Regions from separate parts of the Mus musculus genome. Here regions 2, 3 and 4 are each linked to region 1. The links are chromatin loops, found by intact Hi-C in ENCODE. Cell type or tissue: left cerebral cortex. All regions are shown on one strand.

Evidence for each region. Hi-C counts contacts between places; a loop is a spot of excess contacts. Peaks named below come from ENCODE experiments on the same cell type or tissue, not always from the same donor. Only the 100,000 strongest peaks of a DNase experiment are listed, where the experiment ranks them.
Region 2: it touches region 1 in a loop (5-fold over the local background); 8 of 42 quality-filtered maps call a loop at or near these places.
Region 3: it touches region 1 in a loop (2.2-fold over the local background); 3 of 42 quality-filtered maps call a loop at or near these places.
Region 4: it touches region 1 in a loop (4-fold over the local background); 21 of 42 quality-filtered maps call a loop at or near these places.

The regions. Positions count from the first base shown.
Region 1 is chr16:63,860,660-63,868,659 of GRCm38, reverse strand. It overlaps Epha3 (Eph receptor A3), which reads left to right and starts at 4,485. Exons shown (of 17, transcript NM_010140.4): 1 at 4,485-4,700. The coding sequence starts at 4,613. In left cerebral cortex, CTCF peaks have their summits at 2,907 and 3,115; DNase peaks (open chromatin) are centred at 4,009, 4,473 and 5,239; H3K4me3 peaks cover 2,538 bases; H3K27ac peaks cover 951 bases.
Region 2 is chr16:62,935,940-62,943,939 of GRCm38, reverse strand. No RefSeq gene overlaps it. Among named protein-coding and RNA genes, the nearest start is that of Pros1, 86 kb to the right of the region's middle. In left cerebral cortex, a CTCF peak has its summit at 3,144 (motif pointing left); DNase peaks (open chromatin) are centred at 2,054, 3,133, 6,327 and 6,654; H3K4me3 peaks cover 513 bases.
Region 3 is chr16:63,011,598-63,019,597 of GRCm38, reverse strand. No RefSeq gene overlaps it. Among named protein-coding and RNA genes, the nearest start is that of Pros1, 160 kb to the right of the region's middle. In left cerebral cortex, CTCF peaks have their summits at 3,275 and 4,964; DNase peaks (open chromatin) are centred at 3,248 and 4,935.
Region 4 is chr16:64,720,659-64,728,658 of GRCm38, reverse strand. No RefSeq gene overlaps it. Among named protein-coding and RNA genes, the nearest start is that of 4930453N24Rik, 46 kb to the left of the region's middle. In left cerebral cortex, a CTCF peak has its summit at 4,720 (motif pointing right); DNase peaks (open chromatin) are centred at 4,737 and 6,905.

The sequences.
Region 1 (8,000 bases):
GATGGCTGAATATAATATTGTAGTCCACAATACTTGTGTGCATGTTTGTTTGTGTGTGTGTGCACCTGTGTGTCTATGTGTGTGTGCACCTGTGTGAGTCTGTGTGTGTGTGTTTGCATATGTGTTTTTATGTGTGTGAATGTGTGTGTGCACATGTATGTGCATGTCTGTGTCTCTGTGTTTGTGCGAACTCTAAGAGCAAATGAAATATTTAAGATCGTTAAAACATGAAAAGAGATGAGATGTGTGTCTGTACAATGTTACAAGTGTCAAGACAAGTAAAAAAGCAGTACCAGCCCTGGAATCAGAATGCAACCAACCCAGAATTTCTCAACTGTCCATCTGTTAGGCTATGAGTCCTCGGCCAATCGGAGTCACCGTACTCAGAATCATTCTTCAGATATCCTGAGAAGAGGAGGCCAGTAATCAGAGGACAGCTGTGACATTGGCCACAGTTGCAGAGTGCAGGGCAGAGGCAAGGGTTTATCATAGAATTTTCCACAGCCAGTGCTCACTCATTTATCAGGAACTTGCTTGCCTGTGAAAACTTTCAATAGTTTTCTAATGAGTTCATCTCTCCTAGCTCCGTGTTCCCATTTCTGCCAAGAGATGTTAAAGATCGGTATGTGCTACAGCTTTTTCTTCAGCCAACTGGTCTTCCTGACTAACCTTTCCTTCCATGTATATACCTGGCTATCTTTGGAAACGCATAATTGCTAAGACAACAACCCACCTAAGGTCTCTGTCCCCTGATAGTTCATTTCCCTTGACTTGATCTTGGGTTATTCCTACTAGACTTAACATAATGGTCTCCACCATTTTCTCTCCTCAAATCATTTTTTTTTGTGTTCACATAAGAATTTAAAAGGCTACATAGACACCAGGATCTTCCATGTCTTAAAATAAAACTATTGTGAAGTTTTGCCAGCTTTTTTTTTTCTCACTTATGTTGGTGTGGCTTAAAATTCTATTGCTGCTCAGGATCATACAATCTAGACTGCACGTTGGCTAGTGATTTGTTGTTTTTTTTTTATAAAGTGTACTAAAACTTTTTAATATGTCAGACATAAGGATAACATCTTAACCATCATATAACATTTACACTATCCCTAAATGATAGCATATATTGGGGTCAAAATCTCACCAAAAGAGAGCAGACAGTCCAACTGCATGTAGACTGGCTTGAATGAGGAGCTCTACAGGTGACCTACAGTGACAGCTATGTCAACCACAGGAGTGCTGGGGTATTACCTCCTCTCACTATGGCTATTTTTTAAAGTAACATTCTTCCTGTTTTTAAAGTGCAGATTAAGACTTCTATAGTCCAAATCACCCCCACAGTCCTAGGTCCCTAGCATTCTTAGAATCGACACCAGGATCCGTCCATGATGTCCTCTCTCTTCTCTGCTAATCTGACATCAGCTCAGCATCTCTGCTCTAATAACAGAAGTCTGTTTCCTCCAGGAAGCTGGTTGTTCATGGTCACTCTATTTCTGACGCACATTTCAATGATACCCACCATTGCTGCCTTTCCTGGATATAGTTCCACTGCTATCTCTTTCAGGAATGTTCCTCTAACTGCTAAGTTGGGTGGCTAACTCTGCTATTCTTGAAAAAACAAAATGTAGTTTCTTCCCCATCTAGGTCCTCATTCTTTCGGTTAGCTCCTAGTCCTAACCTGTCCTCAGCTTTACTTTATAAATGACTTCCGATGTAACTGTTCTGTATTGGACTTTTTCCTCACTCAGCAGTGGGTTCAGTCAAAAATGTCTGGGTTACAGTGTCCCTTTCAATGAGGATTGTCAGCCCTTCCACACCATGTGACACAGCCCTGGTTTATCCTGGGATGATAATAATTTCCTAAACCTCAGACAGAATCCATTTATTCCTCTGCTTTTGGGTTTGCTCTCTTTAGCCTAGAATAGGTTACGAACACATTGACTTGTGGCAAGGAAATTCTATGCCATTTTCAGTCTACCCCATGGAGAATATTTCCCCAACAGCCACCATCAACTCTGGCTTTCCTCCTGTCCTCTGATGCTATCTCTCTTCCTGACAAAAATACACTGTGTTGCATGCATGTTGGGGTTTTAAAAGTATTTCCCCTCTATTGGACATCACTCTAATTTTGTTTATGCTCCTTCTGTCTACTAACAGTGTCTTCTGAACTCTTGAACTGTTAAATGTTTACCTCTCCTTATATTTCAACACCACTTTTTGGGGAGGACAAGAATCCATTGCAATCATGTCTGTACTTCCAATCTTACTTGCTAGTCTGTCTGTTGACCTGAATTTCTTTTCACATCTATCTAAAATAATCCTGAGATTATAAATCTTTGCAACTTCTTTTTTCTTCCTTCCTTCCTTCCTTCCTTCCTTCCTTCCTTCCTTCCTTCCCCCCCTCTTCCGTCCCTCCTTCCCTTCTTCCTTTCTTTTTCTTTCTTTCCTTCCTTTTACTTATTCATTCCTTCTTTTTATTTTAGAGGCAGGATTTCATGTAGCCCAGGATGTCATATAATTCAGTGTGTAATGAGAAGTTTTTCTTCCTCCATCCTCCAAACGCTGTGTTACACACCCTGCCTATGTAATACTGGGTGTAGAACTCAGGTCCTCATGCAAGCACTCTACCAACTGGGCTACACTCTCAGCTTTGGGACCTCTCTTTTTCTGCTGTCTTTTTGGATTAAGGAGTCTACAACTGAGACATCCTAGATAGCTTACATAGTGTGCCTAGCTCAGGCATTGCTTTAAACTCCATTTCTGCATACTTGTAACATTGTTCAAACATGAACAACCTTTTCACCATCCCAGGTGGTTGTTAGATGTTAGATGTGAAAGAGAAATAATGGGATAGTGAGAGGAAAGGAAGTAATACGTTCATAAAGACCAGCATACCATCATGACCTTTCCAAATGCTTTTAAATTGCAATCTGAAATAAATGTCATTTCTTTCAAACTCTCAGTAAAAAAAAAAAATCATATCCAGCTATGAAGCAATGTAACTGTTGTGGAACTGCAAACATTATGAGGCAATCCCCACTCTCTCCATTTTCTGGTCAACAAACCTTATTTTCAATGGAGTCAGATTTAGCACTGGTGGGCTCTACAGCCTCTGGTGGCCTAATGTGAGAAGGAGTTAGGGAGACAAGTCTCTCGAGGAAGTGTGAACAGAATCAGTCTCTTCCATCTGGCTTCTTCAACCCAACCCATCTTTACCAAACAGTCAACAAAGAGTATCAGAAGCCATTAGCCTAAATTCCAGGGTCATAGAAAGTGGAGTGCTTGTGAAATACACATCTTATTATCAGGACCCTTAAAAACCTACTCCGTCTCCCTTCTCAGGGCTCTAACACTGATCACTGGCGTTAACGTTGTCAACCTAATTTTCCGTTTTGAAGCCGTGTAAGGAAGTCATCTTGCTCCTTTTCAGGATAGGCTGAGATGGATGGGTGGTTGAGAGGGTTGGTGAGGAATCATTTTCTGGGACCTATTTCAAAGATAATTCAAAAGAGATCTTAAAGTAGAAATTGGATAAATTACATGGCTGAAGTAGGTTGCAGTGAGGTTGTTCAGCATGAGACCGTTTGTAACCATCATGCAAAGTAATTTAGCAAGTCCAAGGACATTGTTCTCTAGGAAATACTGGATTTTTCAGCGTTAAAAGAGCAGCCTTCAAATAGTCCCAGATTAGTGGCAGCTGGAAGGCAGAACAGGGAGCTATGAGTTAATCTCCGAGTCTCACAAAACAGGAAAGTTCTAGTGCTAGCTAGTTGTAGGCAGGAGCATTCCTTGTTCAGGACTTTCGATTTATATTGCAAATCCAGCAACCATCCGATGGAATGAGTGGTAGTCTGAAGCTATGGCTTTGGCTAGGATTGTTCCTGTCCTGGGAGGGCAACGGCTATTTGCCAGTGTTCAGAACCTGACTGTGACCTCTCTGTTTCAGCTGAGATTGCTGTATCAAATGCCTTTAACAGCCCCAATACCATGTGGTAGACTGAGCAGTCTACTTTTATCTTGTTGAATCACTAAGAGGACTGTGAACACACAGAACACAGTAAACGGATTAATTGCAATGGTCTTTGTCGTTCTACAATAATTGAATGAACGTCTTCCACTTTTAAAAACAATACTACTTTTTTGAACATTAGTTTCAACTCACAGTACCTCTAATAGGGATCTTTCAGAAATAGGCAACTGATCAAGTATAGCAAACAAATAGCTGCCTTCCCGTGAAAACGGAATGGCTCCCAAGACTCTCCGTCGCTGTCGCTGTCCCAGCACATCTTCTGGCTTTCCTACCCCACCAGCAACACTCTCGACCTCCACCCCTCTGCGTTCTTCCGCAGCTCCGTGGAACGGAGCTGGCTGCCAGCCATGGGGCTGCCCTGCTCTTCTTCAGCGCCCGCTGGCGACGGCACTAGGACCCAGAGAAGTCCCCGAGCGGGGTTCGCAGAAAGGCAGCCAGACTCCTCCTTATCTCCAGTGTCAAACTTGACATCAGACTGCGAGCGGAGCATGGTAACTTCTCCAGCAATCAGAGCGCTCCCCCTCACATCAGTGGTATGCTTCGCGGAGATATGCTCCTCTCACTGCCCGGTGCACCAGCAACATGGATTGTCACCTCTCCATCCTCGTCCTGCTCGGCTGCTGCGTCCTCAGCTGCTCCGGAGAACTGAGCCCACAGCCTTCCAACGAAGGTAAGCCAGGTAACCGCGCCGCTCCCGCCGGAGCGGAGCCCACAGCCCCCGGACGGCGCTGTTCCCTGAGATGCCCAGAAAGCAGTGGCAGCGAAAAGATTGTTTGCCCAGTAGCAATCCCAAAACACTTTTGGGGGATGTCTTGGGATTGTAGAAACCTTTAAAAATAATAATAAATCTGTTTTTAATCTGATAGCGAGCGATTCAAGTGATTACCACATTTACCAATTTGAACCAGAAAGAAAGAAAACCTTCGGTTTCTTTTTTTCTTTTTTTCTTTTTTTAACAACCCAGACTGTTAATTGCCAAATAGCCAAGGCAGTATTTTATTTTCTAATTATGACCATGTGGTTCTTTGAGAAGTTTCAAAGAAAAGGCTAGCCTCTCTTGAGATCCCCGCGGTGTGTTTTAAAGATAATGACAGGTTGCTCCTGCTTACACCCTTTGGCACTTATGAATGGACTGGAGAGAAGGGGGCTCGTTGGACCCGAGGTGTTTGAGTGCGCGCGTGTGTGCATGTGTTTATGTTACAACCGCCTTATTGAAGTGCTGTGGATCCCGCCGGGCGATGCTGTGCTCAGCGATACAGGTTCTCATGGGTAGCATATGCATGCCACATTATTAACAGCAGTGATGGTTCAAGGGATATACAGTGAGCTTAAGTTGGGTTCTTTTGTAAAAAGGCCTTTCATACACATAGAAGGATGCATTTAATGATTGATTGATAATTAGCTCCTGGGTAGATACAGTAAATAACAGACTAGCAAATTAGAAAGAACACTCATGGAAAGCTAACGGCATTTCCTTGATGCTGGATTAATTATTGTCAGTGTAACGGGCATCCTTGCATTCTCAATGGATCAAAGTGTAAACCTAATATTGAGAATATTTGTTTTCGTGGATACTGAGCAGACTCATGATATTTTTTTCAGACTTTTCATTATCTAGTTTTAATGATTTGTGAATACAAACTCTTAAGACAACTTCTCTGAATAATTGATTGCCTTGCAGCAACACTTACAACTTTAATTTCCTCTTAATGATTTTGAACATTGAGAATTGTATCGAGCAAGTTAACAATAGAGGACAGCTGAAGTGCAGGGAGCACAGTAGCTGTACAACACTCACTTAAAAACGTTTTGTAGAGCCAATGTTGTAGACATTATGCTTATGCCCATGTGAAAGAAAAATGTATGTAAACCCATTAGCACAAAGACCGCTTCCCATGTTTGGTGACCCACTTTCACGCTAATGGGACAGTTTAATTTTCTTTCCTTAGTGCCTTGGCTGCCTTTATCAGTCTGACTGGTTTTATTATTTTTTGTTTGCTTTTCAGTAGAGAAGTAGTGGTTTTTTGTTTGTTTGTTTGTTTGTTTTTCTTTTCATCATGAAGATGGGAAAACTGATTTTTTCCACAAATCACTTATTTAGTAATACAAATTAAAATGTTCACTTAAAAATAATCATCAGCCATTCTTGAAAGAAAGGTCATCCTGAGTGGTCATCTGCGCATGAGTAACACAGCAGTATGTTAAATTCTTTTAAAATATTTTTCTCAATATATTAAAATACTAACAATAACTAGAAAATAATATAACTGGCACTTTTATTTATTTATTTATTTTTGCTGAGTTGTCTTTTTCCAAATAGAATGTGTACGGACTACCCAGACAATGATCTCACTGAATTAGTGATGTGTAGGATAGAGATGAACTTACGTTTATGGTCAACTTAACCTCACTTTAAATTGCAAATAATAATAATAATGACCTTAGTTTTATTCATACTCATATAAAAGCAATGCCTATTAATTTAATGTAATAAGTATAATTAAATCTTAATTACCATTAAACCACTTTATATATGTATAATTGAATAGTGTATGTAAATAGTCATGTATTAATACCATAGAGCTATAATGGTAAAAATACTTATAAAACTAATATAGTATTTAATTGGCTTAGCTGAAAGTTTTATGTATCTATTGTTCACAGGATTGGTCTTTTCAGACACTATCATATGGCTGTCTCGCTCTCTTTACAAGGATAAAACAAAAGTTAAAATGATTAGTTTAAGTTAGATAACACTTCAATGAGACTTTAAATATTTATCAAATATCTTGGCCCTAAGCAGTTGAGTTGAGTCATATGGGAAGTGAAAATTTCTGATCTGTGCCACAATTTCCATGCAGTAAGCTGGACTCATAGATAGAGTTAAGATAAAGAGAACCAGATAACGTAGCTTTCCTATATAGCTAAGATAAAGTCAACCAGTTAATGCTGCTTTCTTGTTTCATCAGTAGTTTGAAACCTAAAGCTATATAGGAAGAGGCTATATAGGAAGCTATATAAAGAGCTCCTTATATATAAGAAAATAAATTATACTTGAAATGTGATGCCTAACGTGCTTTAAAACTACAGAAAACCTGCAGCAACATATTTACTAACATATATTCTCCTATCTATCATGGGATAGACATGACAAAGTTGGATGAACAAAACCAGGCCATTGAGCTGATTGCTAAGAAACTCATCTTTATGGGAGTTTTAACAAAAAAAAAAAAAAAAAAAATGAGATGGCTAAATAAAACTATTGAAATTCCAGGAGTCCAAAGTAAAGAAAAATAACTTAAGAGTTTGCGTGAATGTCCCAGTTCATCAGTTAATTATGTGACTTTCTAATGTGATTTTGATAAAGTGACTCCAACTGCTACTTTGCCTCCATGGTCTTGTGGATAATATAGAGCTGTATGATTCCGAGGATGCCTTAAAACCTTGCCTGAAGACCCACGCAGAAGGTAGTAAAGAATTTGTTAACAATGATCAGTTCTTTCCACTCACGTGGCACGAGAAGAAAATTCTACTGAGAAATTAGTTACTTCTCAAAGTAAAATTAGTACTGGACAGTTCTGTGTGGGACAGCCTTAGGCTCAGTTCTGTGTGGGACAGCCTTAGGCTCAGTTCTGTGTGGGACAGCCTTAGGCCCATTCTTCCTTGCAGGGACTCAGATCATGGCAAACAGTAACTTTTGAAAGATGTTAAAGCTTGATACAGAGGGAAGTGATCAACCTTCCTTAGCTCACCCAACTTTACAACTGCATGAAGTACTCTCTATACATACTAAATACTTGTAGCTGTCTGAAGCAAAATGGACTGCTTATTCAATATTATATGCAACATATTCCATCGAACAGTTTCCACAAATTGTATTCACACCTATCCTTTGCATTATTTACACTGAAAATGAGAGTTTTTTTTTTTAATACAGTTCAGTAAAATTCAGTCCCCATACCTAAATACT
Region 2 (8,000 bases), 920 kb after region 1:
GGCTCATTGTCTGAGAGACCTCAGGAGTCCAAGTTAGTTGAGACTGCTGGTCTTCCAATGGGGTAACATTCCTCCTCAGCTTCTTCCAGCCTTTTCCTAATTCACCCACAGGGGTCCCCAACTTCTGTCCATTAGCTGAGTGCAAGTATCTGCATCTGACTCTTTCAGCTGCTTGTTGGGCTTCTTGGAGGGCAGCCATGCTAGGCTCCCATCTGTAAGCACACCACAGCACCAGCAATAGTGTCAGGCCTTAGAGTGTCCCCTTGAGCTGGATGCCAATTTGGGTCTGTCACTGGAACTCCTTCCCCTCAGTCTCCTCTCCATTTTGTCCCTGAAGTTCTTTCAGATAGGAACAATTCTGGGTCAGAGTTTTTGACTGTGGGATGGCAACCCCATCCCTCCACTTGATGCCCTGTCTTTCTGCTGGAGGTGGGCTCTACAAGTTCCTTCTCCCAACTGTTGGGCCTGCAAAAACAATTTTGCAAGTAAAACTTTAAAAAGACCTCAAATTTCAGGTAGCCTTTTTTTTTTTTGAATCATGACTCTGTAATGATTCTTGTATTTGTTTCAATAACCACTATAAATATCTCAGATGGTACGTATTTTCCACTTCCGTTTATACATCAAGAAACCCCCTTAACTTGTTAGACTTGGAGTCCTAACTCTGTGAGAAGCAGTGCTTTGTGATTGATCTGTCTGGAAGCACTCCAATTACGTAACCGTAACTGGCCATTAAACCCACTCAACTTCTCATTCAGCCGAGTGAAGAAACATCAGCCTAAGAACGTGAAGGAGTTCCAGTTTTTCCCTATTGCTAGACTGCTTTACAGAAAGAGCTGTACAGTTGCTGCATGATAGAAAACAATTACATGCAATAAATGATAATGACTCAGAAAGAATGAATTCTTATTTAAAGCACATTATGGGCCACTTGTGAAAAACGCTGCAGACTCCAAGCAGGATGGAAGAACATTTGAAATAGAGTTGCTCCTCTCTGCACAGGAGCTGTTCCGTGAATGCATGTGCTTAATGCCATTATAAAATATCACTTCCGATGCCTGCCTCCCTCTATTTGCCGACGGTGTACTCTTCAGTCACAAAGTTATGATTCATATATATCAAGTCACTTAGCACTGCTGGCAAGTGTTTGCCAGTCTGGAATATAAAACAGAGAGGATAATAAAACCTTAACAAGCAGCAATAAAACTAATGAAATATAATCTCAAATATACTACTCTAATGCAGCCAGAAAGGAAACGCCATTATCCAGTCCTAAGGAAGAGGAAATGGAGCTAGCTCCGTAAGAACACATAGTCACTGTGGCAGCACGCCTCCTGTCTGAATTAGAACTCAGAGAATATTCAGACTCATTACAGCGTGTAATTATCATGGCCAAACAGCCAAAGAGGGCAAGATGAAGAGGCAACAGCCCACATATGCTTACCTCAACTCTGGATCGAAAGCAATTGACCTGAAATGTTGTTATTGTTAAGACAGGCAATCTTTCATGCTGAAGAGAAAGTTCAGGATAGCCAGAATGAGCAGCGTTGAAGAAGTCAGTTGTGACTTCCAAGATCAATATGTAAGCAGGCCGCAAGTTTATTTACATACGATTTACATGTGCCTGTAATAACCATGCAATCTAGCCCAAATCACTTCAGATTGCTGTCATTATGGTGTCCCTTGAGGCTGCAATTTGACAATAGCTCATTTCCCTATTGACTTTTTCTCATTCTCATCTGTCCTGGAAAACCTTCCATTCAAATATTAAGAAAAAGATGAAAAAAAAAAAAAATTGGGGAAGAATGCCTAGGGAAGGAGGGCTGAGGAGGGAAGGCTGAGAATGGAAAAGCACAACTTGTTCTGAGCCCAATCTCCGTGGCGTTGATGCCCTGTCCACACAAGTGACAGAGGGGAGTGGAGAAAACGACAGACACCAGACTCAGCCAAAGATGAAATCACAGCAGACAAGATTTCACGTTCTCTGAACAGACACCCACTGTGGCTATGCATATGGTGACGTCTGTGCGGCCAAGCAAAGGGAAACAGATCAATGACTGTCTGTTCTCAGAAGCATCGACCAGACAACCAGCGGCTTTCTGCGTGTTTTGCATGTCCAGAAGATATTTGCAAGACTTAAAGAAATCTGTACCAATGACCGTGTATACCTACCCCCTCCCCACTCCCAGTGAAACTCAGAAAACATGGGAGTTCATGGAGGGCCAAATGATGAATGACAAAGAATGCTGTTCAGGTCTGTTTAAAATCAACAGCACTAACAAGGAAGTGAAAAGTACTGCATATAGATTGGAAATCAAAATCAGAATTTATGTTATCCGGAAGAAACCAGTGAACTAACAGAAACATTTTCAAATTAAATGAACCCAAGGCCTGCGAACTTCCCTACTGTATGCTGCATAAACTAAAATATTTCTTAAACTATTCACAGGTAATACAGTGCTTGAAAATACAACAATGGAAATAATGTATTCATTAAAAATGCATGAGTAAGTCGAATGATTTCCTATTTTGTGCCTGTACTTTAGGAACAAATATGAGAGTTAGCGCTCATATAAATAATGAAACACATCTTATTTACTTTCTGTTTCCTCGTTTATGTTTTAAAATATTTATGCTCCTATTTATTGATTTTGTTCTCACTTGGTTGATACAAATATTGACTTCAAATTTTCCCCCTTTAAAAAAAGAAAAACAATGCTATTTTTCTACCTGCCCTGAAATGTCAGTGTCTTACTAAGTCACTTATAATTCAGTGTGATACTTTTCTGGGTGTCCTGAATTAATTCTACAGGAAAAAAAAGACTTTTCGTAGAAAGGAAGTGATGAAATTACAAGAATTTTCATAATTGAAGAGTTAATATAGTTTCTTTTATATTGAAATATAAATGTTTGATCATGCTTTACTTTAAAAAGAGAACCAGACCCCTTTAACACGTGCCTGCTTTTAGCGCTCTACGGTGGAGTAATTCTCAGTAGGATGGGCATAAATTCACAATACTTTAGTATGAAAAATGTTCTGTGAAGTAGGAGAATGCATTCGCAGTTCAAGCGCATAATTTACATTGTTGAAACTTACGTGCTACTTTCACTTATACGACATTCGTGTACCGCCCCCTAGTGGTGGCCAAACATGCTACAACCAGTCCCATAAACCTCGTGGTTTCTTGTTTTGTTTTGTTCTCTTCTCATGTCAGAAACCATAGAAACGAACCGAGAAAAACAGGTTACCTGTACTATTCTGATCCCATAGATGTAAGCCGAAGTACTTCTGTATAAACAAGATCAAAGTGAGTGTTTCAAATCAGAGACAAGTTGGTTGACCTGATAAGATCACAGGGAGAGAATAGCATTTCGCGTGCTAGGGCTGTTTAATATTCTGAGTAGCTTGTACAAGAGGTCTCTCAGTTGTTCAAAGTTGCATTATTCCTAAAATTCACTTTCAAAGTCACAATTACAACCAATCCACTGCTCCATAAACCATGATGCCTGTATCGAAAACCAGAATCTGATTCATGAAAGGAAAAGATAAATAAATGCCTTTGTCAGGAGTGGGCCGAAGGGAACAACATTAACTAGGGATTACCTAGATCTTCCCAAAATATCTTTGGGAATATCTTCCCAAAAGCACACAAATGTTTGCCCAGCTTCCTTCAGTCAAAGGTTTAAAAATTCCCCCAGACTTGGACTCACACAAATCCTGATCAGAATAAACTTATATAAATAGATTTATCTAAATCAAAGTCACAAGTCAAAGTCTGTATTCTAAGGTCAAAGCTGAGAAATCCAAGATTCAGTTTGATAATGGGATGACTGTGGATTTCAATGAAGAAGTTTTAATTTATGAAAGCTTAAGTTTTGTTTCCCTAAAGGAAAACATTTTGGTCTTTTTCATTGGCTACTTTATTTACTTGTAAATGTTGTCTATCCCCTTTCCTTGTTTCCCCTCCAGAAATCCCCTATCTCATCCCCCTCCCCCTGCTTCTATAAGGGTGTTCCCCCACCTACCCACCCACTCCCACCTCTCCGCCCTACCGTTTCCCTACCCTGGGGCATGGAGCCTTCTCAGGACCAAGGGCCTCTCCTCCCATTGATCCCAATAAGGCTGCATATGCGGTAGTGAAGTTCTGTTACTGACATCCCTCATCCAAAAAGGTGCCCGATAAAATGAGGTAACTTAGGTTTTAGCTGATGAAAAAGAGAGAAGAGTCTTCATTTTAACTCTAATATTTCAATCCTTTTACATATTGTTTCAAAATGTTATTTTTAACAACTGGTTTATAACTAACGTAAAATCTGAAAGTGTGAGTGAACTCCAAAGGTCAAAACCCGAACTCACTTTTTTTCTTTTCCTTCTTGAAGATCAATCACAGGTTTCTTTTTTCCTTAGATAAGAGATGTAAGATTCTCAGCAGATATAAAATCAGCGTGAACAAAAACCGAAGCATAAATCTCTTCTCTCAAAGCTTCTCTCATAGTACAGCTCGTTTAATACAGCGATCTTCCAAAGCGTGTATAGTCTTATAAACTGTCACATATACGAACATGAGTCTCATTGATCTTGGGTAGAAATTCTTATCTGAGTATAAGAAGAAATGGAAGGAACAAATACCATCTAGTAAGTAGATCTGTTTCACTAAAGAAAGAAAAAAAATGTATTGCTCGCAGGTGGAGGGCTGCGGCTAAAGATGAAGTGCACATGGTTAGTTTCGTCGTGTTTGTTTATTGTGGGAAACAAAACACATTCAGCCAGTAGACAGAATTTAGTTCATATGACTTCGCGATGAAGGGTGGTAAGGATACAATGAAAAGCAGGCCGCACGTTAATTGCCTATCAGTTGCAAAACACTCTAATTTAGTCCCCATGGATGCTGTGGCAGAGGTAGCATAGGCCTCCAAAACGAAAGTGCCCTGAATCTACCATCCTTGTGGAGGACGCGGGGTATGACGGTTCAAGGATCTGGCTCTGGGTTATCTAAGCTGGATGAGTGGGCAATCTGGTAGACATGTCTGTTGCTTAAGGAAGAGAGGGACTGGAGGCATTAAGTAGAGAAACTCTCCTGAGATGGCTTCAGCAAGAGGTTTTTGTTATATGCTTACAGCTGCTTTGTGATAGTGAAAATATACAATGAGATTACATACAGAAATCGAGACGACACATTTTTAAAATTGCGACCAACTTAAAAGAGAATGTTTGTATTTTCTGCCTTTGTAATGAAAGGACATGGGCCTTATTCTCATTTCCTATGGGCCCTGTAATGAATTATCTCAAACTTGATTGACTAAATACGTCTTTCTGTTTTGAGAGTCCCTGTCACCAGCTTGCCTGACGGGGCATGAAGCATCTGAGCCAATGTAATCACAGAGCAGGACATGTTTGGGGGTTCACAACTGCTGTGCTCTGCAAGTTCCACAACCTAGCAAATGGCCAACAGCATAATGTGTATTCATATGTTGCCGGGTCTGGCATGGCCTTGCTGGAAACAAAATGACATAGTTGTGGCCCCTGGGACAGGGATAGCCAATGTGGGCCTCCATGAATGAGCATTGAGGCTGCTGTGGGCATAAGGCTTGTTTGTATAATATTTTACATTCTTCCTTTAAGGAATGTCCTCCCTGTTAACGTTAATGACCCCATGATAATCAGAGACAGCAAGAGCCCAGGAGGCAAAGGTGGAGCTAAAGTCTTGGGAAAATGGTAAACCCTGGGACCTTCAGGACAGCCCTTACAGCTGTGGAAAAGAACGCTAAAAACATGGATTTAAAAATGTATAACTTTTCAACTATGCAAAAACTGAGCATTATATGAGGGGCTTCACTAGTCTAAAGGAACAGAGGAAGCTATACAATAAGCCTGCTTGTCAGAAAGATACACAGAGAGGCAGTTACCAATACCAATGCAGGTGGATTTCTGAGTTCAAGGTCAGCCTGGGACAGAGCAAGGTTAGATCCAGGTGTGGTAGAAATAGTGATATCAGGACTGGGTCCCACCCAACTAGCTTCTTATCTGTGTTTAACTGGCAGGCAGATCTCTGAATTCTTTGCAATGATAAAAAGAAAATATGTGCTTGTAGTCTACTAAGAATCGGGTTGGAGGTCACAAGATTCATGAGGATAAACAAAAGGGAACCTGGAATAAATAACTGAATTCATATGTAAATAAAAAGCAGCGAGGCTTTGGGCTTGGATAAAATGAGCTAGCAAAAGTGACAGCAGTTAGTTCCTCTTTAGAATTTTCTCTAGCGAGAGCTGAGCTGTCTGGAGATCTCAGAAGAGCAAAAACAGCTCTTCAAGAATATTTTTCTAACATGTTTCTGATTTTAGTAAGAAAATCCATGGAGAGCAGAAACAGCTCTTTTCGAATTTTTCGTATTTCCCTTAGAATTGTTTCTAACAGGATTTCTTGCTCAGAAAATCCCAAGAATAACTTAAAGAGCAGACCCAGCTCTTCTAGAGTGTCTTCTAGCAGCTACGTAGAGAAGGCTGTCTGAAGAGCTAACACTGCTCTTTTAAAATTTTTTTTCTTGCTTTCTGATGTTGATCGGAAAACCCAAGAATTATTTTTAGAATTTTTTCGAGAACGGGATTTCTGACTTGCTCAGAAGATCTAGAAATTTTTTATAGTAGCTTTTCTGACTTTGGTCCAAAAAACCCGTGAGCTATCCAGAGAGCTTTTAGAATTTTTGCTAGCAGAGAGAGCTGTCTCGACCAGAGAGTTTTTAGATAGCAAGAAAAAGCTGTCTAGAGCAGAGCAGAGCAGAGCAGAACAGAGAGAGAGGGGTGGGGGGGGGGGAGACAGAGAGAGAGACAGAGAGAGACAGAGACAGAGACAGAGAGGTCTGGACAGCCATCTCATCAGAAGCCAGGTCACCAGCTTAGACTCACGACTTGACACATATGTACACTAAGCACCATAGAATGACCTTAAATATCAATATTTTCTGCCATATGAATTTTACTCATAAAAACTGAGTCCTGAGAAAAAATGAGAGGGTGAGTCACACAGTCAAGGTCAGAATGAGATGTTAGACAAAGATGAAAAAAGGTAGTGATCTTCAAAGAATATGAGCATGTGTTTTGGTTCTGTCTGATTTACAAGCATGAAACAAAATTAAGGCTGAAGTATGAGTTTATTTTTAAAGGCAGCAGGGAGAAAGATCAGGACTACAAGAAAAAATATAAAATGTACAGAAATACGGAGTTAAGCCACGGCTTTTAAGTCAGAGAGAAGAAAATAGGTCTGTTAAATGTAAATAGTTTTGATTATTTTCCTTTGTGACCGGGTAGAGAGTAGAGTTCACTCCAGTTATTCCGGGGAATGTCAGAGTTATGATGAAACATGAAAGAGTCTTTGAAAACAATGACAGGTCCGGGCTGACATGAGTCGAGGACTCCCTTTGAGACAGCGCTGGTATGATTTGTGGGTGTGGGATGTTCGACGGGAATATGAGTCATCTGTTTTGCCCAAGATGCAAAACTCCAAGAAAGAAAAGAAAAAACGTGATGCATGTTTGCAGGTCGATATCTTTCTGGCTGGGTGATATCTCTTTAGTGTCCTGTGTGTTTCCCTCTTAAACCTTCTGGTTGTGGTCGTAAGCAAGGATAACTCATTCTTCTTTTTTTGAAGAGAGAAGACAATCACAGATGATGTCCATGCCTCCTCTTCCCTCTGGGTAATGCTCTACTGTAAATACCCAAAAAGATTTCATTATTAAGATACTCTTCTTGAAAAAAAAATGGTAGCGACGTTTTTTCTCAGCAAGCAAAAAAAGCATCTACAAAAATTCACGTCTCATTCCTATTTACTTTATTCCTTGTTTCTCCTCCAATCTCTGCTTGCACATCACATTTCTGATGTGCCAAGGTTTTCCTTGACGTCATCAGTATTTCAGCACACAAAGAGATAGTCCAGAGATAGGTAGAGATCCCAAAAGAATAAGGGAATATATTTACCCAACTTTAAGTGTTGGTAATCTAGCTGG
Region 3 (8,000 bases), 850 kb after region 1:
CTAACCAGGCTGCCTTACGTAGCCACAATAGAAGAAGATGCAACTAAAGCCACTGCAACTTGACATGCCAAGGTGGGTTGATATCCATAGGAAGACTTCCTTTCTCTGAGAAGAAAGGGAGGACAGAAAGATGGTAGGGCGGTAAGGTGAGAGGGAGAGACTGGGAGAAGAGGAAGGAGCAGAAGCTATGATGAGGATGTAAAGTAAGTCCATAAAATTTTTAAAAAGCAATTTTTCAAATTATTTCTTTTCATAATAAATTTAAAATATATTAAATAATTAAATTAAAATGAATAAATGTATTAAATTAAATAAAAATTAATAAATTAAAATTTAAAAGCAACACACACATATGTATATATAATATAGTATATATATATATATTAGTTCTCATTCAAGGCACTACAAAAAGACTGTAGGTTTCTCTTTCATTCATTCTAAATAGAAGAAAGTTGTATATTTATCCAAATTTAATGAATTCAATTTATGAAATATGTAGGCTTAAAAAACAGTTTACATTTTATACACGTAAAGATTACTCACAATATTGAAAAGGTGACTAAAAATTTGCTACCAATTCTAATAGAAAACTAGAAAACTTTGATCTTTGTACACTTAGGTGAAAATTCATTTTAAAAAATAAGTTTCATGGACTTATTTGTGAACCAACCTATGACTATTTATTTATAGTCTTTCTCTCCAAAAGAAGGAGATTATTTAAAAATCTATGTGAATATCTCTGAAGCATTAAGTTATGTAACTATTGAATTTTTTTTCCCCAATTATACTGCAAGCATGAGGGGTGGAAAGGAACGCCTGCCTCTGACGAGTCATAGAGTGACATATTTGAGTGCAGAGTATTGACCTTTGTCTGTTGTTGGTTTAGAGATTGTAGCCGATTTCCTTCTGTCATCTTAACATTGTGCTTAACTACAAAGTGGGTATTCAGGATGTCCAAGTCAGCCCTCTATATAATAAAACCCGAAGTCTTAAATCAAGCATCACGTTTGCTTCCAGAACTGCTTCCATAAAAGAAAAGGCTAAGATGGAAACTCTTTGGGGCAAATTAATTCTTATCATAAATCAACTGCTACCTTCACTGAGTCATGTTACCTGGTCTTTATTACCTGTGAAGGTCCAGCTTTTCACTCTGCAACGGTTGTGGCAGGGGGTGGGGGTGGGGGTGGGGGTGGGATCCATTTCCCTTAATGGGACTAAAAAAATCTATTGGCGTTAACAGTAACAGAAGTCTTTATGTGGTTATGGGAATAAGGGTTGATTCTCAGTTATGGGAATAAAGAGTCACTCCCTGAATTAGCAGCGGTCTCTAACTGTGGGTTTGGAGAAAGGAATGTGGGGAAAGAACAAGGAGAACAAAAACAGAAGAGACTTCTACCTGGAACCCATTTCTGCTTAGTCAATGATTAGAATGTATAAATATGCGAATTTGTTTTAATTAATTTAAAGGCAGCTTTTCCTGTCATTAATTCATGCTCACAGGCCTCTAATTTATCACACAAATTCAGCATTTAGGGCTACTATCCTGGCAGAAATTTATTCTGGAGAACAATTTTTTAAAAAAAGAAAGAAAATAGAAGTCAGAATAAGCCTTGGAGCTCTCTGCTCTCTTCGTACTAATCAAGTATGGAAATTCAATCACCCTGAGGCTTCTTATGAGCTGGCGGTTGCCATTAGAGAAAGGGGGGAATCTTTGGATGAAATGATAAGCCTTTGGGTTTGCATAAGATTGAGACCCTCTGGCAGAATGTAGACTTGTGTCAAAATATTAGCATGGTCAGGGAGAATTGCTGAGTCCAGTAACTGCAAATGCTGAGACTCAGAATGCACGGTAACACCGACACTAAGTTCTGCACAGAATTGTTCCCTGGATGTGACTTGAGTAATAGCAATACGAATATTTTTGTTTTGTTTTGTTTTAATAAGTCAACGAGCTCCTTAGGAGTTTTCCCATTTTTCTTTGTGCAGGTTTTCCTCTTTGGTGTAAAATTTCCTTATTATTGACAAGACACATTTGAATATTCTTCCCCTCTGCTCTCCGTTCGAGAGAAGGAGAATAAGAGAGTCACTTACTGAATTAGCAGTGTTCCCTAACACAAATGTGGAGAACGGAAGATTGGAAAATGGAAAAAGGACGAAAACAATACAGATCTACCTGCAGCACATTGCTGCTTCCCCAGTGAGAATGGGATGGGAGAGTCTTGACATTCCAAAGTCAAACACAAAATTTGCTTTGCTGTTGTGAATGAGCTCATTGAGTCAGTCACATAATTTTCTCTGGCCTTGTCCACTTGTGGCATGTCACTGCTGTCTTAAGGATCCATTAGGCGAGTAGGTGTCAAGTTTCTACCACTGCCAGGACCTTCAGGTATTTAATCAGCTACTATGTTTCAAATGTTCCCTGCCACACAGCTATACTAACTTCAAATCTTTGCTCTTCTTCAACACATAGCACCTACTAGAGCATCTACTTAAGTGTGCTCTAATAGTGGAGAAAGAAAGGTGACAGGAACTGCACTCTTCTTATTATTGGTAAAAATCTGTGAGACTTCAGAGTTACCTCTTACAAATTAGGTGCTTTTCCCAAGATTGGATCTGTTTAAATGTCACATGCCTTTCATGGGCACCATTCAGATTAGAGTCCATACCCTCAAGAGAGACTGTTAATTGATAACTGCCCACTCATTTGGACGTGATGAAATAAGGCCTTTATACTGTTAGACCAAGTGAAGAGGAAATAAAACTAATTAATGACAAACACTTCATTATTGTACAAGCATTATAGGACAGTGAGCAGAGAATGATTCGGGGTAAGGACAATGACAAGAAAATAGTTCAGTCAAGATGAAATAACAACAAACCAAGGGGCTAACAAGGATGTATTATATCCAGACCAGTGCCAGTGCAATAAACAGTATAAGGTAAAAGGGTGGGTGTCTATAATAAGGATTTCTAGCAGGAGAGCCAAGTTTTGATGACTAATTTATCAGATTGTTGGAATTAATAAATCATAAAGAACATCTAAAATGCTTGGGAGAAAAGATGTGTGGCTAGCTACATAGATAACATATTTTTGCTGTTTTTCCTAATTTACCATAGTACCATTCCTCCTTGGTCACTTAATAAGTGCCAATGGCAAATGGATCAATGCCAGTTAATGGGAGAAAGAGATAAGCCTGTTATTTCTTCAGGAGTCCAGGAAGCTGTGTGGAGCCTGTGGGGGCTGACTTGGCTGTGACAGCTACACAGCGCCTCCAAGTGTTCAAAAAGTGAACCTCACCTTTGATCTCAGCATACTACAGTGTATAGCAAATATATACTAATTATACATCATTTATGTATATAAATTCACATATATCACATATAATTAATGTATATAGCAATTCACATATATCACATATAATTTACTATAATAATTAAATCCATCACCTTTGCAACAAACTTCGGTGGTAATTCCACTAAAGAGTATGTCTGCAAAACACAGTGGTTCATATACATGAACATAGAAATGTGTCTTGTTAAGTTTATTGTGGAAAATATGGCATTAAGTTTAACATGGAGAACAACAAATCCAAAATATATTTATTTGAGAACTATGCATGGTTTCTAAGTCTATCCTTCCTTTCTTTCTCTGATTTGTGCTAAACAATCAGGAAGCATCAGAATAATTGTAGAGTTAATAAAAGCTCTAAACTACCATATTTACTTGAATATCATGTACAGTATCTTCCTTTTATAATAAATGATTAAGGGGAGGTCATTGGTCTTTGGACATTGTATTTTCATGAACATGTCATTTTTCTCCACCAGTAAAAGTCGTTATGATATAGGTCCTTCTAGTGTATCAGTGCTCACTGAGTTGAATTTATCTAAATCAAGAAAATATAATTGTTGCCATCTGTGCGCAAAGTGCTGTTCTAAATACTGAAAACCTGAGTAGATAAAATGTAATCCCTTCTAAGAAGCGAGGAAGGATTCAGTGGAGAAGACAAACTTTAATTCTTTAATTCTTCTCCCAAGAAGCAGGGGAGGCAGGAAATAAAATAATAGGAACTATCTTCATTGGTAAGTCTTTCTACTTATAATAGCATCTCCTAAAGCCATCCTTTCTGCCAGGTATACCACAAATCCAGACACCCGGTGAGTAATTGTCATCTTCTGGGCATATGCTCAGAATGTGGAGGATAGCTTAATTCATTGTTTCATTGTTGCTGTCACTTATTCTCTAGCTTTCAATAGAGGCTCTGAGGTCACCTCAGATAGAGAAAAACAAGGCATCTATGAGGAAAGAACACTGGATACACAGACTCCTTAGGAAAATGCCCTGTCAACAGAAGGGGAGTCCCTTGGTCCCTGGGAAGTTTGATGCCCAGCGTAGTGAGATGCTGGAGGGTGGGGCAGGAGAGGGTGGGTGGTTGGGGGAGCACTCTCATACAGGCAAAAGGGGGGGGGAGGGCAGATGTGAGATGGGGGTGGGGCTGTCAGAGGGGTAACCAGGAAGTACGATAACATGGGATGGCGGGTTGGTGGAGGGGGTAAACGGGAAGTGGGATATCATTTGAGGTGTAAAGGAATGGACTGAAGGAGGAGGAGGAGGACAACGATGAAGAGGAGGAGGAGGAGGAGGAGGGGGAAGAGGAAAGAGAGAGAGGAAGGAGGGAGGGAGGGAGGGAAGGAAGGAAGGAAGGAAAGAAGGAAGGAAGGAAGGAAGGAAGGAAGGAAGGAAGGAAGGAAGGAAGGAAAAAGAACGTTGTTTGAGCATTCGAGCTGTGGAATGCTGTGAAGGCTGTAAGTTTCAGTGCAAGTGTTGGGTGGGATGCTCCTGTCCTCCATTCAGGAGAAAAGCGATGCAGACAATGAAATAACACTGCGCTAAAACTGGACACATAAATGTTGTACACGGGCATTTGTTCATGTAAACTGACCCCTAGCGGTACAAACTAGTTACTGAAAGGCCAGCAGTCAGGAAACTGCATTTGAAGAAGTAATTACTTTCTTCAATCTGCAATGCCACACGTTTTTCTAAACAAGGACCTTCAAGGGAAAACACAGTTTGTCTCTAAGATTGTCTGAAACTGTAGCCTAGTAAACTTATAATGACTTATAAGGAATTAACAAGGATAAAACCAAGGAGACGCTCTCCTCTGCAGGACCAGATATATAATAATCCTAGGATGCTCCTATTGTTCGTACCAATCTGAGAATCTAAAACCATATCTTAAAAAAAATCTTTATATAATACAGAGTTTCAGTGGGGTATAAGATGCACATTTTGTAATTAAAGTTTAAATTTTTGGAAAAAAAATCTTTATACATAGTTCAGTAATTTATAAATCTTCATGTGTGATTCCAAGCATACTCTTTTTCATTTTCAGTTTTTATTTCAGCAAATTTGACAAGCCACAAAATAATCTGGCCATTGATTATAAGAGACCATCTTTTTTTTATAATAAATAGTGAATTTGTTATTGTTGTATTATATACAGTGATAGCTTTTTACTGTAAAATAACAAGTTTGTGTAAAAGTCAAAATCATATTTATGGTTAGAAAAGCATGAGACACAGAAAATAATAATTTTGTAAATAGCAAGACCAAGACAAATGGCCTATCCTCCCTGTGCTAATGCTTACAGTAAAAGATACAACTGTGGAGCTGGAAAGCAAAACTCACCCATGGTGTCCAAGGGAGAGGTCTCATGTGACCTTTTACTTTTTACCAAATGCTGTTTTTTACATTTTTTTCTTGACTTCCGGGAAGGAAATTGATAACATCATTGCCCGTTACATATCCTTACCTCTTTGCTTGTCGGAGAGAATTATCCACATCTTCTGTTTTTCTCCCCTCTCTAGCAGAGAAGTACAGGAGTCCCCTAGGAGGAAATGATAGCCACTCAACACATTCATGCTGAATTCTTGAGTGAATTCATTCTTGGGTGTGCCGATCTATTTTTAAAATGATTATTGCTGTTGTCATACGAATGGGAAAATATGATGAGGCCCATCATAACATATACAGAAAATTAATCTGTTTGTATCCTTCACTGCAGGCTGTGTCAATAGTAAAGGATATAAAACTCACATCCCTGATAACTAACTCACAAGGAGAACAATAGCGCATGAGCATGCCGTTTCTAGACTCCAAGACCTGTCTTGAAAGAGTTCTATAAAATTCACTTTCTAGAACCCAGTCCTTAACTCATAACTTCTAAAAGCTGTTGCTAACCCAGCATAGAAAATTACCTAATGGAACACAGGGCCCCCAATGGAGGAGCTAGAGAAAATACCCAAGGAGCTGAAGGGGTCTGTAACCCTATAGGTGGAACAACAATATGAACTAACCAGTAACCCCAGAGCTCGTGTCTCTAGCTGCATATGTATCAGAAGATGGCCTAATCGGCCATCATTGGGAAGAGAGGCCCCCTTGGTCTTGCGAAGATCATATGCCCCAGTACAGGGGAACGGCAGGGCCAGGAAGCAGGAGTGGGTGGGTTGGGGAGCAGGGTGGGAGGAGGGTACAAGGGACTTTCAGGATAGCATTTGAAATGTCCATGAAGAAAATAGCTGCCCTAGCCTCTGTGATCTCAGGTTCATTATTACCCAAGTCTCAAGTATGGGTTCTGTCTCATATACATATATATATATGTATGTATGTGTATATATATATATATATATATATATATGTATATATATATATGTATGTATATATATATGTGTGTGTGTGTGTGTGTACATATATGTATGTATGTATATATGTGTATATATATATATATATATATATATTATTTGGGGTATACAATTTTTATATATAATATGACTCTCACTCTACATGCGGTGCATGTGTGTACATATTTTAAATTTTCCCAAAGAATTGCGAACAACCCCTTTTCCTGAGCTAAAAAAGCAAGCGCACAAGATATGGATCTCAACAAGTTACCTTCTGCCTTGGAAATTGGGTAATATCAGTCATGCTGGTTCATCCAAGATACCTCTTTCCTCATACTTTCTGCTCTTCAGCAACTTTAGCTGTGTTTTTTTAATAGTCTCTGCTCTGAGGCATTTAATTCTCACCGTCCAAATCTTTGTCTATGAGCCTTTAATTCACTTACAAAAATGCCACAGATTACAACATCCATCAGCAGAATGGTAGTCACAGGAAAACCAGACAAACGCACAAATCGGCACAAAAGTAAAAGCTTCAAACATGCAGTAAGAGCAAGAGGGAAGAATTGCAAGGCAAACAAAGAAGGACTTCCTCCTGATGTCATAATTGCAGGTCCCACAGAAATCCTCTAATCGCCTTGCTGAATGTAAATATGTTCTTGCCTCATAGGAAAGCCATGTTGATGATCTATCACACCAGACCCAGATGGAACAAAGGAAAAATGTTCTCTAATTCACACTAGAGAACGAACAAGAGGGCTTAAGTTTAATATCCACTAGACCATAAATAAATCTCTCAGGTACCGTTGCACTCTCCAGTTAGAGTATTTCAGCATGTGGGTGACTCAGTCACTGGGGGATATTATTTGTAACAGGTCTTGCCTGCCCTTTCTCCTACAATGCTCTATAAAGTGAAGAACAAATGTATTCCCCCTACAGTTAAAAGTTTGGGAATTTAAACTATCTACCCAGAGGTAGATAAATAAAACCTCACTTTCTGAAAGCATTCAAGACTTCCTTACATCTGCTTCATTTCCATAAGGCAAAGAAGAACTAATGTAGAAAAATCCGATATTTTAAATAATTCTTTTTCTGTCCGGTAGTTTTTCCTACACAAGTCAGGCTACAGGCATAAGCCTGCTCATTCTCTATCCAGAAGACGTCCACTGTCATTTCAATGCTGTAAGAGCTAAGAAAGTTTGATTCTCTCAGGCAAAAGAACTGCCATGGAATTTCAACTAACTTGCCTTGAGATCCTGACAGAGAAGTTTATTAGGCAAACCATGCTTGTCCCAGTTCATCTCTGACGCCAGGCCCCATGA
Region 4 (8,000 bases), 860 kb before region 1:
AGGCCTGGGATGGAGAGCGAAGCTTGGTAGGATTAAATGTTATTTTTAGAACAGGGAAAAAATCACTCTCTTAACATTTATTCTCTTCAAATTATTATTCAGGACTGTGTTAATTACTTTTCTTTTATTGGGTTACAACACCATGACCAGAAGGTATCTAGGAAAGAAAAATTTTATTTCAGCTTATCCTTCCAGAGGAATAGAGTCCCTTATGACTTAGAATGACAGCAGAAATAGAAGACTGCATGGTTATGTTTCATTTCCTCACAAGAAGTGGCACAGGGGGATATGAGAGAGGGAGGGAAGGAAGGAGAGAAAGAGGAAGAGAGATAGATACACACACACAGAGGGGTGGAGAGAGAGAGAGAGAGAGAGAGAGAGAGAGAGAGAGAGAGAGAGAGAGAGAGAATAAACTCTCAGCCCATTCTTCAGTGATATTTCCTCCATCAAGCCTGCATCTCTTAAGGGTTCCATAAACTCCCCAAACAGTGCCACTAATCAGCAGCCAAGTGTTAAGATACAGGAGCCTGTGGGGCCATTTCTCATTCAGACCACAGGGGTGCACTTTAAAGAACAGGTTTGAATGGCAATGGGCATTGGTGAACAAGTAGGACCCCTCTTCAGGAAATCAGATTCTTTTCTGGATTTGACTAGCTGAGTAGCCATAGAAATAAAGCGACTGCAAGTGTGTATGTGTTCAGGAAGAAGTCACAATTGGCATGGTTGTGGGGTGGGGAATGGTGGTAATGACCAAAAGGAATGACATGAATAGAAGAAAAGAAGGATGTAAAGAAGACTATGAAGAAACTTCCGGGGAGACAGGAAATCTGGAGGGAGGCCTAAGTAGAGGAAGTTTTACAAAGATGTTCAGCTTCCTAAAACAACTCATAGAAAGGAGAAAAAAAAAAAAAAAGAGAATCTTTCCCATTGTATTTTTCAGCACAGAAACATTCTTCTTCTTCCTCCTCCTCTTTTTTTTTTAAAGAAGGATTTTAGTGCACTAATGAGCCCTAAATCAAAAGGAAAGGTCATTAAGGAACAATTACAGACAGTCTGGGGAGAAGACTGTCTTCTTAGAAGAAGGTCAAGGGCAATAACTTGGAAGACATCTAAAGTCACCTTGCTGATTTTGGAGGTAGATTAAAGGATCCAAATGGTTTTCTCCTTCTTCCACTGAGATGTGGCTTTTCGATGTTCTCCCATCGATTCTGGATTGGCCTCAGTGAATTGCCAGTCAATAGAATGTGGCAGAAGTTATGCTTGGGGTTTCTGAGCATGAGCCATAAAAGTCCTTTGGCTTCTACCTGGTCTGCTTGGCATAGGCTCCGAGAGTCTGAATCATTGGGCAAACATCTGAGAATGGAGAAGGATGGAAAAGGTCACACTTTCACAAACCCTTGGCTACTATATGGAGAGGTACACCTGGACAGCTGTCCCCATTTAGGGGACAGACTGAGTTAAATCTGTTGTAATCACTGAAGCCTCAGGAGAATCAGTGTGGGGGAAGAAGGAAGAAACCTGGCTGAGAGGCTAAGATGAAGTTAGGACACACAGCCCCTTTGAGTTGCACGGCCATCTTGAACCTACTGAAGCCTCAGTTACTCGAGCATTGAGACACCAATATACTCTGATCCACAGCATGATAAACAGACAGATGGCTCTTCTATGTCCATGTTATCAGGGCCTTTTCCCAAAGGTACCTAAGAATAACCTCATGCACAGTAGTTGTTCATTTAAGATTCACAAAAGTCAACAATTTGCTTTCCCTTAAAAATGTCAAGTATGCATGCTTAAAACCAGACACACAACTACGCCACAAGTAGCATAGTGACAGGGACATCTGAAAATTCATGATGGGCCAGCTGTTATCACTGCGTGACCATCATAGAATGTATTAGTTCCTTTAAATAGCTGTGACCAAGTACCAAAGGAGACAAGACATAGAGAGAAGTTAGTTGTTTCTGCTCATGATTCAGAAGTTTCATTCCATGGTCCCTGATTCAACTAAGTGGCAAGAGGGGCAAGGGTGGTGGGCACCATATGGCAGAGGCTTATTTTATGGTGGGAAAGAAGGAGAGTGTGAGGATAGACTTTAGTTGTAGCATACTCTTTAAACTGAGTCTTTCAGTGCCTTACTTCTTCCCACTGGGTATTACCTTGTGGTGTTCAAGTAGTGTCACCAGCTGAGGCCCATTTTCAGCACATGAGCCCGTGGGGGGACATTTCATATTCAAGCCATAACAGAGTAACCATTACACAGACTCTGATGTCAAAGTGTCTGAGGCCACTGAGGCCATAGGGTTGTATACATGTATACTATCTCCTATAGCTCCTACAACGGTCGCAAACAAAACAGTGCAAAATTAAACTCAGAATGAGAGAAAATGCCAGTAAAAGAAAGTAAACACGAAATGTTTGTGGTTGTGGCATAACATGACATCTTATAGAAGTGTTGTTCATAAGTAAAGGGGATATTTCCCTAAATATTGATAGAAGCATGGAACTGTAAGCACATGAACTAGTAACACAGTTATAGCATGTTTTATGTACTGCAAGCAGCTGTAACACAACACTCTTGTGCAACCTACAGCAGAGCGAGCTTGTATATGCCAGCATCACCACCAGCATGCAAGGAATTTGGTGTGTCATGATGCAGGGGTTACATGCATGGTGACAGTTTGCAGCTCCAGCATAATCCTATAGGATCATTTGCATACATCAATTTGGAAAATGCTGCTATCCTGTACATGACTGTACCAAACAAAATTTGCTTAATATACAAGCCAGCATTTCAATTGCTTTGTTGTCTATTTGATTTGCCAGTCGAAATTAGTAAAGATTTTTATATTATCAACTATTTACATTCAAATTATTAAAAACATTTTAAAATTTTATTCTTTGAAAGTATAATATAATGGCAATGTTTCTTTCGTCCCTTTCTTTCTTCCAAACACTCCCAAATACCCTTCCCTGCTATCCCTTCAAATTTATGGCCTCTTTAAGAGTTTTTTGTTTGTTTGTTTGTTTGGTTTTTGTATCACAAAAACATTGTTCTTTATTCCAACATGAAAACTGTTGTATTTCCCATATCAGGTAAAATTCCTCTGCTTCAGTCATTATACTATATAAAGGCTTCATGTGTTTTGTATAATTTAACCAGAACAGGTTTGTACAATTATTTTATCTGCATTTCCCAGGAAAGAAAATGGAAGCATAGTGAAATTAAGTAATACTGTCAAGGTTGTACCGCTAACACAGAGAATGGCCAGTCAAAGCAGTTGGGCTCCAGGGGGCCTTGTGCTTTTAGGATCTTTCTATCTTTGTCACACACATGTGTTTGGGGTCTTTTCAGCATCTGAGTAAGCAGAGATTGAGTGGAGTCTTTGTTTGGAAGGAGAAAAAAGGAACCTGGAGGGACTTTCCACACGAGGAACACTAGAGAAGGTGTGCACACCAGAGGCAAGGGATGTGGCTGCCGAGAGAGATAAACAGCAAATATCTCCTTTCAGACCTAGCCTAAGTCTAACCCTCACCCTCTGCCATGGCAGGATAGTTGACACACTGATCTGGGTCAATTTTAGGATTCCTTAACACTTCTCATGTGCTCCAGTGTACAGCCTCTGAGTTCCATTACATTCCACACCCAGATACAATTGAAGCATCGAGCTCTCAGATATTCCTCAGCACGCTTGCCCCACGTCAGCCTTCAAGGAAAGAGCACTGGACTGCTACCAAAGCTTTGTCACATGTGACCTAAAAATATGACTCTCGGCGGGACACTTTGTGGCATTCTCTGAATGGGTGACTCCAGCAGGAGAAGTATTATATGTTAGAGGGGACGACTGACTGAGTTGGCAGGAAATAAGTCATCAGCAGGAGAAGAAGAAATATTTTTTTAAAAAAATATGAGGTTGACACTGTCTATGTGAAAGACAGTATACATGAAATTAAAACATCTTTAAATGAAATTATACAAAGAGCATGATGTCTAGTTTCTAAACGTCTACTTCTTATATGGGCAAGGAAACTACTCACCAAATAATGTCTTCAAATGTCTCATATTAAACAGGCTTGCTTTCCAGAATGACATTTCTGATGCTCTGCATCCTTCCTATCAAATACACTGCTGATGAAACTCACTTTGCATAGGGGATATGGTATGATGTGTGTGTGTCTGTGTGTGTATGAAAATGTGAATTTATCCTGTGAAGAAATCAGAGAAGTGCAGATGAAGATGAGGCCATCCAATGCAGGCATGCAGGTACATGTCTTCAGGGCTGAGAAAACGTGTTTTGTGTTTCTAAGTGTGGGTTATGTCAGATAGCACAAAGATCTCTCTTGACATCCATTTTCCTTATGGCACCTTATAGCTTTTTCTGGCTGAAATAGAACTCGACTGTGTGTGTGTGTGTGTGTGTGTGTCTGTGTTTCATTATCTGCTAATTTATGGGACTCTAGGGTGGGTTGTATGTTTTGGCTATTGTAAATGGTGTTGCTATAAACATGGGTGTGCCAGCATCTCTACAGTATGCTGGCATATTCCTTTGGGTGTGTACCTAGGATACACTTGTTATTGCCATAAGCATGTGTATATCATACTCTGGCCAATGCTAAATGAGAGAAACTCCTCTGGCTCTGGGTTGCTTCTATGATCAAGGATCAAGCCAGAGTTCCTGCAAACAGTTCTTGACAATGAGGTTGATGTTAAAACTGCTCAGTAGAGGGCACTAGAAAGTCACTGCTGGAGAAGGAGGCTTCTGGCTAGGGCAGCCAGAACTGCGGATCTGCAGGGTGACTGTGGAGACAGGAGGTGGAACCTGTCTTAGCCACAAGCCCAGAACAGGATCTGCCTTGGCCTGTGCAGCCCTGGCCTGGACAGCTGCCTGTGTGGCAGGGACAGGGTGGTGGTGGAATTGCACAGAGCGGCTTCTGCTGTTAGCCGCTTCTACTGACCACCCATACACCTGAGTGCCTTTGCCTGGCAATGGATCAGCAAGTGTGGAACTAGCTTTTCCCATAAACTCCAAATCAGTATGGCTCAGAGGGGACTTAAACACAAATATTTGCTATTCTGTCTCTGGAAAAAAGTCTTTCCAACCACATCTGGCTTCCTTTGCTTATCTGTATCTTATGACTATTTTTATTATAGTTAGTATATCCCATGTTAAATATTCTATATTGAACCTACTTTATGATTTATGTAGTTCTAAACTGGTCCAGGCAGTTTCAGGGAGATTGTTACATCGGTCATAAAAAGCAAAAAGGAATGAACCCTGACCTTTTCTGTCTTTGAATACCAGGATACACCATCCCCTAGAACTACAGCAGTCATTTTTGGCCAGTGGGAAGAGAGAGATATGGAAAGACATTAGGGTTCTCTCTCTCTCTTCCTCTTTCTCTTCTCTTCTCTTCTCTTCTCTTCTCTTCTCTTCTCTTCTCTTCTCTTCTCTTCTCTTCTCTTCTCTTCTCTTCTCTTCTCTTCTCTTCTCCTCTCCTCTCCTCTCCTCTCCTCTCCTCTCCTCTCCTCTCCTCTCCTCTCCTCTCCTCTCCTCTCCTCTCCTCTCCTCTCCTCTCCTCTCCTCTCCTCTCCTCTCTTCTCTTCTCTTCTCCTCTCTTCTCTTCTCTCTCTGTCTCTCTCTGTCTCTCTCTGTCTCTCTCTCGTGTGTGATGTGTAAATAGAAGATCAGAGGACAACTCTTGGTGATGCTCTTCAAGAGTCATCCACATTTCTTTGGAGTCAGAGTCTCTTGCTGTTCTGGGGTTAACGCCCGATCCCCAGTGTAGGGGAATTTGAGGGAGGGAAGGTGGGAGTGGTTGGGTGGGGGAACACCCTCATAGAAGCAGGGGGAGGGAGGGATAGGATAGGGGATTTCTGGGGATGGGGACTAGGAAAGGGGATACCATTTGAAATGTAAATAAAGAAAATATACAATAAAAAAGTTATATTTTCGTTGAAAAAAAAAAAAGAAGAAGGTTAGGCAGTCTGGTCACTCAGCCTGTGGACCTGTTTGACTCCATCACATTAGCACTAGAATCACAAGCTTGACAACTGGCTTTTTACATAGATGCTGGGGCTTAAACTCAGGTCCTCATGCTTGGAGGGCAAGCAGTTCATCAACTGCACCAAGTCCTCAGCTCAGCATGGTGTTTTGCTATTGCCTTGAGACTACCTACCCTACCTGCAGACTTCTCTGAGGCAGGTTGAACTGCTATTTGCTTTTATAGAGAACAATAATAAGTGACATTAAAGACCTTTGTGTTAGTCCTTAGAATGCATCCCAACCGTGCCCCAGAAAATCTAGAACAGCCTCTTTTCTGTAAGGCATTCCTACAAGCCAATTCCCAGCTTCTTTACTTTCAGTGCAGGTCTGTATTTAGAGTTACTACACAGATATAAAAGAAGCATAGATTTGAAGTCTATGGCAGTGTACAGCCTGCATCCTATAAGGAGGACCTGCAGTTTTCATCCCCAATTAATGAGAAAACTTTCTATAGTGGATTAGGCTATAGGACAGGAATCGACTATATGGCCTTTGTAGGTGTATCGGTGAGTCCCAGATTTTGCTTCTGTTTTGGGATGTGTTGGTCACTGCAGTTTCCTTTTCTCACTGTGACTTCCCCAAGGCTCCCAACCCTCTCAGGATCACCAGCCCCTCCCTTCTGGATCTGGTGATTTCTGTGTGAGAGAAGCAAAGTTCTTAAAATAATCCATCCCATTCTATCACAGCTAGTCAACCTCCTCAACCCCTCCCTGCCATGGATAGCACACACAGGTATTGCTCTCACATCTCTCTCATTGTCAGAGCTGGCTTTCTCCATCTCTGTTCTTTTTTATCTTTTTCACAGAGTGACTTGCTCCTATAAAATGCTGCTTCTATTCTGGGCTTTCAGGGAAAAAGGCATCCTTTTGAATCTTTTCCCAGACAGATCTGGTGGCCTGCGTGAATATACTTCCAAATTACATACGTCCTCCTGTGAATAGTGACGGGCATGTTTTCCTGCTGCTGCCTGGGCAATCTAGCGACGGCAAAGTTAACATGACTCTACTCACAGGACAAGAGTTTACCACTCAAGGCTCAGATGTTTTAATAAGGAATATTGGTTGCTTGGTGTTTGCCTCAAAAGAAATAGGGTCTAGGGCTTAGGTAATCTTTGAAGGGCAGAAAGAGAGCGAGAGAGAGAGAGAGAGAGAGAGAGAGAGAGAGAGAGAGAGAGAGGAATGGGGATTTCTCTTGTTTCCTACCTTCAATGCCCTGATCAGGGATGCTTAAGAGCACATGCGAGTGTCAAAAAATGAAGGAGTGATCCTTTCTGCCTAGCAGGATGAGAGACCTGCTAAGACCTCACCTAGAGGGAGCAGGCTCTGTATGTTTAAATCCCCTGCTTGCCGTGCTATCATTACTTACTTAATCTTAGGGCTGGAAAGAAGAAGACCTGCAGATCTCTGGGCTGGAGGCCAAACTGGTTCTACATAGTAAGTGAAGGTGAGCCAGGACTACACAGAGAGATAACCTTCCTAAAAAATAAAAGTTTTAAAAATTTGTATAGACTTCATATTCTACTTTTTATTTTTGATAAGTTTACTTAATTATAGATATATAAAATATAGCTCTGGGGGTCGTCGAGACAGCTTAATGAGAAAAAGCATGCTCTGTGTGAACTTTATGACCTGAGTTCAATCTCCAGGACCCATATAAAAATGCTGAGGTTGTGGTATACATCTACAATCCTAGCACTTCTGTGGTGACATGAGAGAATTGCTCAGAAATGTATAGAGCATCTATCCTGAGCATGCAGCCCAGTGGCAGAAGCAAGAGAGACATTGCATCTAAAAGATGGAAGGAGAGACCTGATAGTTCAAAGTTGTCCTCTGACCTCCAAAATGATGCCCCACCTCAACTCATCCCCCCCCCATGCATACAATAGTAACTTTAAAGAAGTAGCCATCAGATTTTATGACATTTAGAAAAATCAATATATATTCATACGCATAGGTGGGG